Linked DNA regions of Mus musculus: region 1 is linked to region 2. A link is a contact called in ENCODE Hi-C or POLR2A ChIA-PET data. All regions are on one chromosome and are shown on one strand. The core of a region is the stretch at or near the end of the contact, and the rest is flanking DNA. Distances in the headings are between cores, read along the strand shown. Region 1 holds the start of Kansl2 (KAT8 regulatory NSL complex subunit 2). Region 2 holds the start of 9330020H09Rik (RIKEN cDNA 9330020H09 gene).

What was found. A loop is a pair of places that touch in the nucleus more often than their neighbours do. ChIA-PET counts read pairs that join two places held with the same protein, here RNA polymerase II (POLR2A).
Region 1: a loop to region 2 is called in a map of heart, with 5 times the contacts of the local background. The contact joins the promoter of Kansl2 here to the promoter of 9330020H09Rik in region 2. A Hi-C loop is called at or near these places in 12 of 37 maps with a recorded cell type or tissue (CH12.LX, adrenal gland, gastrocnemius and 2 more). POLR2A ChIA-PET finds 5 or more read pairs at or near these places in 4 of 5 experiments (Patski and embryonic stem cell).

The regions. Positions count from the first base shown.
Region 1 is chr15:98,532,342-98,535,551 of GRCm38, forward strand. It overlaps Kansl2 (KAT8 regulatory NSL complex subunit 2), which reads right to left and starts at 1,928. Exons shown (of 10, transcript NM_133714.5): 1 at 1,561-1,928; 2 at 1,177-1,435. The coding sequence starts at 1,427.
Region 2 is chr15:98,565,781-98,568,925 of GRCm38, forward strand. It overlaps 9330020H09Rik (RIKEN cDNA 9330020H09 gene), which reads left to right and starts at 1,544. Exons shown (of 2, transcript NR_028442.1): 1 at 1,544-1,745; 2 at 1,859-3,145. It overlaps Ccnt1 (cyclin T1), which reads right to left and starts at 1,956. Exons shown (of 9, transcript NM_009833.2): 1 at 1,696-1,956. The coding sequence starts at 1,856.

The DNA.
Region 1 (3,210 bases), core at 678-3,177, 33 kb before region 2:
CTATGATGCCCCTTCCAAAACACACACACAGTGTGCCCATTACTTAACAAGGCTTGGCAAGTGAGTCAGCGCTCCAGCATGAAGAATTAACTTAGAGTGCCAATTCAGTGACTCAGCAAACAGAAGGGCCTACCACCAAGGCCAGACAGACCACCTGAGTTCCATCACCCCCCACACAGCAGAAAGCTACCCTCCGACCACGTGTGTGTGGCAGCACGTGAATCCTCATAATAGATGTTTAAGGAAGAAGACTTTAGAGCTGCAATCCCAGAACTCCAGAAGCCGAGGCAGGAGAATTAAGGGTTAAAATCAGTCTGACCATAATCAGAACTCAAAACCTTAATTTTTCCAGCAAGCGATTAACTAAATATCTCTCCCTCAAATGGCCTTCCAGTTCTCATTATTGGCGGGGTGGGGTGGGAGGGTTGAGACAGGGTTCTGTTTAGCCCTGGCAATTCTGGAATTCAATGCTTTTACTAGGCTGGCCTGAACTCCCAAGTGCCAGGATTAAAGGCCTGCACCACTGCTGCCAGCATCATCACCTCTGAGCATTTGAGTGTTTTGACCTGCCTCCCAAAGAGTGAATATCCTTAATACCTTTTTTACAAACACACGACCTAAAACTCCGCAGATACGACCAACTCTACACATCATGTTCCCCTTTGCACTTTAAAACTGAAGGCAGGGGACAAGCATGTGGCACCAACATTCTCCCACTCCAGTTCCAGGAGACCCAACGCCCTCCCCTCAAGCATGAACGTGGTACACCAACACACATGCAGGCAAACACCCATACACATGAAAGTTCTTTAAAAAACCATAAAGGGTTGCCAAAACTGTTCCAAGCAAGGGCGAGACTGTCTCAAAAGAGGAGCCGGGGGTGGGGGAGTCTGTGACTCTGCAAGCCTAGCTTAACCTTCTGTCTGTCCTTCCGTACCAGGAGGTACTAAAACCGACTCCAGCAAATTGGCCTCTGACCTCCCCACGTGTCCCTAACCACACAAAACAAACTACCAACGGGAAATAAATGCTTCGAAATGTAATAAAAGTCTAACGGTAGGAGGTTTGGGCGTTGAAGCAGGCTCGGTGATACAACCTGTGCTTGGCGTGCATTGAAAAGTAAGAACGACTCTCGGAGCCCGAAGGCACCCATATAACCCACGCCTCTCCACGTACCCATCTTTCTTCTCGGGCTTTGGGGCAGCACTGGGGCACCTTTTTCCATTCTTCGTCGAGACGTAACTACATTGTTTGAAGGGTGCATTCTTGTCTTCAAGAATGTGCTTAATGCAGAACTCCTGCCCCTCCAGCCGCGGCTGAGAGCACGGGCGGTGAGTGAACGAACAGGAAAGGGGCTCCTGCGACCTGGGCACTGGGGTGATCCTCCCCCGATTCGTTGGCAAGACGTGAATCCGAATCCTGTTCATGCCAAAACCTGCGGGGAGGGCGGTCACACGACAGATCGAAACGGCCTTAGCCCGGCCACGAGTCCTGGTTGCGTGCTCCCGCGGCCGCCCTCCAGCCTCCCGTCACCGACCCGCCCGCCGCCCGGGCCCCTACCACGTTGGCCGAATCTCCGCAGCAGCAGACCGGAAGCGCGGCGCCTGTCCCACGCGGCACCACTGCAACGGCGCGGCACGCCCCGCCCCCACGCCCCGGCTCGCCGCCTTTGTCCCTGGCCGCCTCAGCGCTCACAGCCCCGACCCGAGCGCCTTGGCCGTCGTCCTACAAGCGCCATCTTGTCCCACGGCTCCCGGCACCGGAGAACCTGGCTCCCCGAAAGCCTAGCAACCAGAGAGGCTCCAACGCTGCAGGAGACGACGTGCCGCGCTGAGCTGACAGAGAAGGCGAGCAGCGCCTAACAGCAAAGGAGAAGCGCCCGGCACGGCGCCATCTTACCTCCCCCACCGCGCGGCACCGCGCAGCTTGCCCTCTGGCTGCTCCGCCTGCTCGGAACGCGACCCTAGACGCTGATTGGTTGCTGCGCTGAGGGTGCTGTGCTCCTATTGGTCAGAACTAACACTAGCCTGTGGAGGGCGGGACAGTGAGAGACTCCACAACGGGAGTGGCTGAAGTGAAGTGTCTGTCAGAAACTCGGCCGGTGAGTGGGCCGTCGGAAAGGCGGGCCACCGCCAGTCGCCGGATTCGGATATTTTTCCATCTGAAGGGTTCGTCTTCTGGTGGCAGTAGTCTCCAGTCTTCTCGGGCAGCTACTTCTTTACCGTCCCTACACAGCAGAAGAGTAGACATTGGGGTGGCTGGAGAAATGGCACCGACTGCTCTTCTAGAGATCCTGAGTTCAATTCCCAGCAACCACATGGTGGCTCACAACCAACTCTAACGGGATCCGATGCCCTCTTCTGCAGTGTCAGAAGACAGGGACAGTGTACTCATATGAATAAATCTTAAAAAAAAGAAAAGAAAAAAAGTGGACGGTGGCTGACCGTGTTTTCTGTTTACACATGAAAAGGTTTTATTAGTTTTCTATGGTGACCAACCAGTTCATTTAATTTTTTTTTCTTGGTCATTTCATGTAAACACTCGAACTCTTTCTATCTCATGAATCATATATATGTACTAATTAATTTTTGTAGAGCAGCCCTAAGAGGTAGACATTATTTTTTAGGTAGACATTATTTACAGATAAAGTGATGGAAAATCAAAATGACTTCTGGCATAGCGCATGCTTCTCAACGCCCTGCCGAATAGTGTATTATAGAAACAGGCTATTCCGTTTTCACGATTCTTTAAAGATTCCAACCACACCTATAGAAATCCGATGGCTCTCTGCCTTATTCTCTTCTTCTTCTCCCCCCCCCCCCGCCCCCCTTTGGAGACAGGGTTTCTCTGTGCAGCCCTGGCTGGCCTCGAACTCAGAAATCCGCCTGCCTCTGCCTCCCAACTTATTCTCTTAAGAGAGTATCTCCCACTTGGTAGTGGTGGCAGACTCCTTTAACCCCAGCACTGGGGGGGGGGGGGGGGGGGGGAAGAGTAGAAGCAGGCAGATCTCCGAGTTCGAGGCTAACTTGGTTTACAAAGCCAGTTCCAGGACAGCCAGGGCTGCACAGAGAAACCGTGTCTCAAAAACAAAAGATGAAAAAGCCACCAGGTACGGTTACGGTAGGTAGCACACACCAGTAATCTGAACACTGTGGAGAGAGGCAAGGGGGTCTCTGTGGTCAAAGACAGGATCTGGACTTGTCTCACTGA
Region 2 (3,145 bases), core at 294-2,793:
AACTGCTGAGCCATCTCTCTAGCCCCACAAAAAATAACTTTTTAAGGATATTTACCAGGCCTTCCCTTACTAGGCTCTTGGAACTTTTCTCTCTCTCACCTTCTTAAACTTCAATAATTAAGTTTTCCAGTTCTACTTTCTTTTGGGGGGGGGCGTGGGGGAGGTGAGGAGGTGGGTGGGCAGTGTTCAAGGCAGGGTTTTTCTATGAATCCTTGACTGTCCTAAAACGTGCTGTGTAGACCAGGCTGGCATCAGAAGTAGAGATCTGCTCACCTCCCCATCCTGAGCAATGGGATTCAAGGTACGCACCACCACACCCTGCTTAGTTCTGATTCCTTCAGGAAATATTACATGACCTCTGAAGTATAAAACCTTTGAAACCATTTGATAGTCATCCACTGAAAATAAACCCCTGCCTTCCTTTGTACGGGTACCATTCCAACCTCCCCAAAACGTAAGAGTACTTATTCCCACAGACCTCAGCAACAGTCTGCATAGAAGTGACAATATGATGGCGGCAAGCTTAAACACACATTTAAAAGGTGCCGTAAACACAGACAGAAACTCAGAGAGGTTTGATCGTGCACTGACCAAATGCTTGGGAAACTGGATTTCAATAGGAGACAACTGGCAATAAAGAGAACACCTATACAACATACAACCTTCAGACTTAAAAACACTAGAGACCTAAACTCTGCACTTTTTTTTCTTTCTTGGAGACAGGGTCTTACATGGAAATTCTGGCCTGCTTCTACTTCTCCAAAGCTCAGATCAAAGGCACAGGACACCAGGCCTAGCCCTCAGCATCACTCTTAAATAAATGCTACATAAGTGGAAGTAAAATAAAAAAAAGAAAAAGAAAAAAAATATATATATATATGGACAACGGAAAGAACTTTAAAACTATTAGTTTTGCCACAAGACTGTATTTTCATAAGAAAAACTGGGAGGGGGGAAATCACTAAACTACATTACCTCTAAATTTTGAAACCTAATGAATAAACTATCACTAGTGCCCAAAGAAGCAAGGACTTAATATTCTGAAAACTACTTTAAGCATACCAACTTGTATATCCCCTCCCCCCAAACCTAAGTTGACATCTTTTTTTCCTCTTAAATTCCATGAAACAGCTACTAGAACGTTTGAATATCAAGCGTGGTGGCAGACATTGGGACATTTTGTTTTAAACGAGAATCTGACAGGTTAGCCAGCTAGTGAGAGAAACGGGCTTGGAACCAAAACTGGGGCAGCAATTCCAGACCACCTTCATAAGTCCTTTGCGTACAGAATTTCCCGAAACCCTTTTTATACACTTTGGGGAGGCAGAGTCGATAGCGAAACGTCCTAAACGGAGCCTTAGGTCACAGCAGAAAGAAGACTCTCAAAAGCCACTAAAACAGGGCAGAATCCAGAGGACGGGGGCTGGGAAGGAGCAGCGAAAACACAAAGACAGGAGAGGTACGAGTCGGCAGCCCGGCCGGTGGCACCGGTGAGCGAGCGGGAAATTGACTCCGCCTCACTTCCCTCGCGCGAACAGTGGCTCGGCCAGCGAGCGCCATTGTGGGTTCTCCCAACTTAGACGCCCAGCTCCTGCCACCACCCCACCCGCTTCTGTCCCCACCAGCGTCGCCGGCCCGGACGTCGAAGCATGGCCGGACGCACTCCGAGGCCGATGGCCTAGGCCGAAAGGATACACGTTCAGACGTTGTCCCATGTCCTGGAGGAGATTGGCCGCCTGCTGGCGGTAAGAGAGTTCTTTATCGGAGTCCACGCCAAAGCGACGCGACGGGCTGTTCTCCAGCTGCTCGCGAGTAAAATACCACCGCTTGTTGTTGTTCTTCCTCTCTCCCTCCATAGTGCTTCAACCAAGAGGCAGCGGCGGGGGCTGCGAGCACTTCCCAGCGTCACCGGAGCGGCGACACACATCCGCCGTGCCGAGACTACTGCGACGTGACGAACTTCCTCCAAGGGGCGACCACCGAGGTTGTGACACACTTCCGCCCAGAAAGCCGAAGATTCCAGCGCCGACTTCCGGAATGACCCCTCCGACACCCCGTAGACGAATCCACAGCCAGTCCGCGGCTAAGAACGGACCGGCGGCCGGGACGCAGGATCCGGTCGTGTGACCGCCAGGTGGGCGGGACTATCTGACGTCGTTCTTTAAAGGTCTCGTCTTTCCGCGCGAGAACTGCGGTAAGGGGGCCTCACCGGCGGGCCTCTAGTTAACGCTCGCTGCGCTTGGCTGGGTAGTTTCCGAGGACGTGCGTGATGGAGGCCCCTTTGTAACACCGGGCTTACGGAAAAAGTGGCAGGGGAAATAGGCGAGACTCTCAGAAAACCGAGAAAGGACGAGACAGTGAGTGGCCCTGCCCCGTGCAGAAACGCGAAAGCCACTAAAAGGTTCCTGGGTTCTTAGCTCCGGCATGGAGAACTCCGGCGCGTTTGGAAACCGCTCTCCTATTTTGTAGCAGCCTTTCCTCCCGTTTCACTGCGGCCAATCATCTGGAAGGAATAAAATCAACGCCACTGAGCTTCGTTTGAGTGTTTGGGGGGGGGGGGTAAAGGGGCCTTTTTTTAAAGATTTATTTATCTTCATTTATGTATATGAGTACTCTGTAGTGGTCTTTAGACAACAGAATTGGGCATCGGATCCCATTACAGATGGTTGTGAGACACCATGTGGTTGCTGAGAATTGAACTCAGGACCTCTGGAAGAGTAGTCAGTGCCCCTACCCGCTGAGCCATCTCTCCAGCCCCGGGTAAAGGGGTCTTTTTCTCTCTTTCCTTTCTTATTTTTGTCATCCCTGGAGCTCAGAGGGGCGTCGGGTTTTGCCCGAGTGCTGGGATTAAAGGCTTGCACCACCACCCCGCCACGCTCAAGGACACCACCGATCGTTTATCGTTTAGGTCTGGAGGCCTTTTTTCTTTTGCATTCTTTTCTCTTTGTCAGTGAAGGCGATAAGCTTGCAGGCTCAGATTCCAAACATCCAGTCAGGGAGGGCCCAAGGTTATGCAAGCTCCCCTGCGCGTCAGGTCAGTAGTTCTAGGAAACCCACCCCGTAGGGAAAGGTTATCAAGCGAAGGAGATCAGGAGATAATTTGTGTCCTGCATTGGGGAGGATTATCAGAAGAAGGAGATCAAGA